2 separate regions of the Homo sapiens genome follow, and region 1 is linked to region 2. A link is an interaction called in ENCODE POLR2A ChIA-PET data of the cell type or tissue named here. Cell type or tissue: GM12878. All regions are shown on one strand. Each heading gives the region's core, and the rest is flanking DNA. Links, peaks and the distances in the headings are about the cores only. Region 1 overlaps SFXN2 (sideroflexin 2). Region 2 overlaps WBP1L (WW domain binding protein 1 like).

Region 1 (2,814 bases), core at 308-2,807, 76 kb before region 2:
ACCCGCCTCGGCCTCCCAAAGTGCTGGGATTACAGGTGTGAGCCACTGTGCCCGGCCTTGGCTTCTTAAATGTCCTGATTTTTCAGGGTTTGTCCTCAGCTCTCTCCTCTTCCCATTCTGTGTGTTCTCACTGGAAAACTTTATCGTAAATCACCTCGATGCTGCTGACTCAGTTTTTTCCTTCTAGCTCTGACCTCTGTTTCCTTTCAAGCCTGAATACCCACAGGCTGATGAACTTCTTATTCAGCAAATACTTGAATATTGTGCTAGGCACTGGGGTGACAGTCGTGAGCAAAATGAACATACCACCTCACTTCACAGGTGAATTATTTAACTTAGCTAAGGTGCTATTTCCAAGAAAAAAACAAAATGACCTAGTAGTAGAAGCTATAGAAGTAAATCTGAAAATTATTTGTACAAAAAAATAAAAGGACAAATAGGTACTATTTAGTGAAGAGAGGAAAGACTAGCTTTTGAGTATTGTGTTTGGAAAGGACCTGAGACAGGAAGAGGCCTATTGCATTTAAGAAAATCCCGGCCGGGCTTGGTGGCTCACGCCTGTAATCCCAACACTTGGGGAGGCCGACGCGGGTAATGGGTCACGAGGTCAGGAGATCGAGACCATCCTGGCTAACACGGTGAAACCGCGTCTCTACTAAAAATACAAACAATTAGCTGGGTGTGGTGGCACGCACCTGTAATCCCAGCTACTCAGGAGGCTGAGGCAGGAGAATTGCTTGAACCCAGGAGGTGGACGTTGCAGTGAGCCGAGATCGCACCACTGCACTCCAGTCTGGGTGACAGAGCAAGACTCCCTCTCAAAAAAAAAAAAAAAAAAAAAAAAAACCCATGGCAGGACCGGGGCTGGTAGCTCACTCCTGTAATCCCAGCACTTTGGGAGGCTGAGGCAGGTAGATCCCTTGAGCTCAGGAGTTGAGACCAGCCTAGCAACATAGGGAGACCCTGTCTCTACAAAAAATACAAAAACTAGCCGGGCATGTTGGCACATGCCTGTGGTCCCAGCTACTTGAGAGGCTAAGGTCAGAGGATCGTTTGAGCCTGGGAGGTGGAGGCTGGAGTAGTGAGCCATGATCATACCACTGTACTCCCACCTGGGCAACAGAGCAAGACCCTGTCTCAAAAAAAAAAAAAAATCCCATGGTATTTGAAACTTAACATGCAGAAATCAAGCTTACTATTAATATTTTCTCCCTCAAAGCCAATTTTTCTGTGCTCTCCCTGTTAGCACCTATCGCCCAAGTCAGAAACCCTAGGTATCACTCTGGATATTTGTCATGTGTCAACTTGGCTAAGCTAAGCAAGACTCCCGGGATTCCCTCTCTGGTATATTCCAGTTATAGTGGCTACCCAGGAGCACACACACACCATCTTCCAGCTCTTCAGACAAACAGTAATCTAGGTGCTGCTGTGAGGGGATTTTGCAGACCTAATTAAATTCCTCAATTGTTTGGCTTTAAGTTAATCAAAAGGGAGATTATCCTGGGTGGCCTGACCTAATCAGGTGGAAGCCCTTTAAAGGAGGGCTAGAACACCCCTGAACCCCCTCTGAGGTTCTGGACTCTGAGCCATTACCCGCGTTGCTCCCTCTCCCCTGGGATGGTCTGTTGCTGGCCGCCTGCCCTGCTGACTTCAGGATTGCCTAGCCAACAGCCACAGTTATGTGAGCCAATTCGCTAATTCCTTGTGATAAATCAATTTCTATATTTTATCAATATTATATTACGTCAGCATTATATATATTTAGGCCAGGAGTGGTGCATGCCTGTAATCCCAGCACTTAGGGAGGATGAGATGGGAGGATTCCTTGAGCCCAGGAGTTTGAGATTACAGTGAGCTATGATTGCACCACTCCACTCTACCCTGGGCAACCAGCTGAGACCCTGCCTAAAAAAAGAAGAAAAAATTATAAAATCTATATAGATAGATCAACATATATTTATAACATATAAAGTTATATATTTATATATGATTTTATATAGCTATATGAATTATTTATGTTTATATATTATTTTTATATGTTATATTTAAACGTAATTCATGTCTATATAAATAAATGTATATATAAATTTATATATTATAAATATATGTTGCTATATCTATAAATTTAAAAAATTATATATTTATATAGTTATATAATTTATATATTTAGAAAATATATATTATAGTATACAAATATATTTTAGAAATATATAAAATATGTATATGTGTGTGTCATAGCCAGGTGCAGTGGCACACACCTGTAATCCTGGCACTTTGGGAGGCCAAGGCAGGCAGATTGCTTGAGCTCAGGAGTTAGAGGAACTCCATGTTGCCCCATGTTATGTTTTGGTATCTACCTGTCTGTCTGTCTGTAATCTACTGATTCTGCTTCTCTGGTTGAACCTTGACTGATAAAATGTTCCTCTTATACCTATTGCTTAGCAGACCTTAACATTCCGCTTCTTTGAAAGATTCTCTCCTGTTGGTCTCTCCTCTGAGTGCACGTGGGTTCATTTGAGCCCTACCTCTTCTTGCCTGGATTACTGGGGTTCTCGTCCAGCTGGTCTCCCTGCATCCCGTGAGGTCCATCCACATCCTGTTTATTCTCATGACTACCCAGTTTGTTCTTAGTAAACTACATATCTGATCTTGTCACTCTTCTTCTTAAAGTCTTTCAATGACTCCCTGAAGCTTTCAGGCAAACATTTAAAAGCGTCAGCTTTTTTTGTATGACTCCATTTTCTCTCCTCTCTTAGCATATCAATTATACTTCTTTTGAAAACCTTTTTAGTGGTTGCCCAGGAGTCTGCAATG
Region 2 (2,814 bases), core at 167-2,666:
TATTCAATACTTTATTGTAAAATAATTTGTGTTAGAGGATTTTACCAAACCATAGGCTGATGTAAGTTCCGAGCAGTTTAAGGTAAGCTAGGCTAAGCTATGCTGTTCAGTAGATTAACTGTGTTAAATGCATTTTTGACTGACGATATTTTCAATTTATGATGGGTTTACCAGAACATGACCCCATCGTAAGCCGAGAAACTTCCGTACTGTGTTAAAAACTGTTTGAGGAACACTGGATTAAATGATGCTTCCACTGTTCTGCTCTCCCTGGGAAAGCGGAGGCAGAACGGTGAAGCAGAGTGAGGTCTTGTTTATTCCAGGCCCCCTGCCTCGGTGCACAGAAGATCCGAGAGAAAAGCTGACTGACAGCAGTAGGTCATGAGGATGCCACTTGTTTAGATTTCAAATGCATTCCACTCTATGTCTCACTTAAGACCAGTTGACAGCCATGTGTTCCGAGCCTGGGCTGCCTCTGGTGAATTTTCCTGAGACAGAAGTGTCATTGGATTCTTTCTTGTGCCAAGTGTAGGCACCACTGCCTCTTTTAGAAACTATGTGGACACTTTGAACTGTGCTCTTTTAAGCCAGTGCCGGAAGAATGGCATTCGCAGGGCCTGGTAAACTGGGGAGAAACTTTCTGATGTTTTTATGAAAGGCATGTTTTGCTCTGAAGTCAAAGAGTGTGTGTTCTGGCCAAAGTAGCAAGCATAGATCTGCTTTTTCCACACGCACCAGGCTTCAGAGGAGAAGTTGACTAGATAGCCAGTGTCTCATTTTGTTTGTGGTGGGCATGGGATGGTGAAAACGGAAGGAGGAAGAAGTACAGGGGACAAGATATTTAGATGGTCCACAACTTGCGATGGTTCAACTTAATGGTTTTTCAGCTATGATGGTGTGAATGGCATACATGGCCAGTAGAAATCATTCTGTTTTTCACTTTTAGTACAGGATTAAGTAGATGGTATGAGAAATCCAACTTGATAGCCAGTGTCTCATTTTGCTTATGGTGGACATGGGAGGGTGGTGGTGGGGCGGCGGGGGAAGGAGCACATAGAAGGAACTCTGCGTGCAATGTTGTGAGGGCCTCATTGTCAGGGTTTATGAATTTCTCGTTTCCTTCTTTCTAAACTGTCATATCAGAATGTAAAGTTTTTAAGACCAAGAAACACCTAAAGATTTATGGTGGAAACGTGCACTAAGCCGGGGAACTGGTTTTCAGTCCTGTGCTTTCTCTTGTCCTCTCCGTGTGGCTTCAGGTGCCAGTCCTGTTTCTGCCCAGCCTCTAGCCCTGTAGACAGTCACTGGAGTGCCTGGTGTATACCCTTGGCCAAGTAGACAGTGTAGTAAAGCATGGCCCAGAGAGGAGGAGCCGACCATGTGACTTCAGTTTCCACTGGCAGCTGTCCGCCGGATGTGCACTGTGGGCAGGGCCAGCCTGAGTTGCCGCAAATACTGTGGCTTTAGTTTATTTGCTGAGCAGGGCTTTTTTCCTTCTTAACTCTGAGCTTCTTGGGGATAAGGACAATGTCTTATTCATCTTTGTATCCCTTGAACCCAACACAATGCTTGGCACAAAGACAGCGTCCAGTAAGTGACTGTGTTATTGTTTAGAATGAAGAAATGTTGAAGGCCACATATAGCAGATGCCTTACAGGTTTCGTCATCTGCATAGTGGCCCCAAGTACATTTTGGGCTGAGGTTAACGTTGGTCTGGGAGGTATTTTATATCTTACATGTGAAACTTTTTTTTAAAGTTCCCCTCCATCCTCATCCACCAGTGCTGTGGACAGAATTTGGCAGACAGCTAGATGGCCACTCAGTAGTGCCCTTTATGTGAGTGTCCCTGACAAGGGACAGTATGAATCCTGGATCCAGTCAGGATTCTTTTTCAATAAGCAAAAATGATCTAGCAGATTGAAATTAGACTGGGTTATCTGAGCAGTTCGGCCCTTTATTGAAAAGTAAAGAATTTCAGTTGTAGATTTTTTTTGTTGTTGCCCTCTTTAGGATCACACTGTGAATTAACCTTGGAGAGAAAGTGTTTTAAAAAGAAGAATGGAATAACTGAGCAGATGCTAATCCTAGAATACATACCGCTTTAATTATTCCAGGAAGTTTCACAGAAAAGCCAGTTTTATTTAAAATGTACTGCTAATTACCAGGGAATCATCACCCTCCTACCGGCTGAGGTTAGCACCGGAACATGAAATGTTTCTACTTGGACCTAAAGTGAGGCAGCCCTTGCCTGTCCTGTCTGAGGAAAACTTCACTCTGCCAATTGCTTTTGTGTCCTGAATCTCCTCTCCTCTTTAATAAACCATATTTTTTCCCCTAAACTCTGTTGTTGTTGTGTAAATCTTTTAAAGTTTTTTTTGTTTGTTTGTCTTTTTTATTTTTTATTTTTGAGATGGAGTCTCGCTCTGTCGCCCAGGCTGGAGTGCAGTGGCGTGATCTTGGCTCACTGCAATCTCTGCCTCTCTTGTTCAAGCGATTTTCCTGCCTCAACCTCCTGAGTAGCTGGGATTACAGGCGCGCACCACCACGCCTGGCTAATTTTTATATTTTTAGTAGAGACGGGATTTCATCATGTTGGTCAGGCTGGTCTCGAACTCCTGACCTCGCGATCTGCCTGCCTCGGCCTCCCAAAGTGCTGGCAATACAGGTGTGAGCCACCGCGCCTGGCCAAAGTTGATTTTCTTAATGGAATAAACATTGATACAAACTGTTTTGGGGGCTGGTGAATAGACAACCAGGAGGACAATGATGAGAAGGAAAGTGTTCAAAAGCTGTCATTTAATATGCTAACATGCT

Evidence for each region. ChIA-PET counts read pairs that join two places held together with the same protein. Peaks named below come from ENCODE experiments on the same cell type or tissue, not always from the same donor. Only the 100,000 strongest peaks of a DNase experiment are listed, where the experiment ranks them.
Region 1: POLR2A ChIA-PET joins it to region 2 with 17 read pairs; 5 of 35 experiments call an interaction of 5 or more read pairs at or near these places.

The regions. Positions count from the first base shown.
Region 1 is chr10:102,719,472-102,722,285 of GRCh38, forward strand. All of the region lies in intron 1 of SFXN2 (sideroflexin 2), which reads left to right. Among named protein-coding and RNA genes, the nearest start is that of SFXN2, 6.2 kb to the left of the region's middle. In GM12878, for the core only: no CTCF peak of the experiment used is centred there; no DNase peak of the experiment used is centred there.
Region 2 is chr10:102,795,164-102,797,977 of GRCh38, forward strand. All of the region lies in intron 1 of WBP1L (WW domain binding protein 1 like), which reads left to right. Among named protein-coding and RNA genes, the nearest start is that of CYP17A1-AS1, 36 kb to the right of the region's middle. RefSeq lists an enhancer at 1,147-1,196. In GM12878, for the core only: no CTCF peak of the experiment used is centred there; a DNase peak (open chromatin) is centred at 1,398; H3K4me3 peaks cover 737 bases; H3K27ac peaks cover 2,025 bases.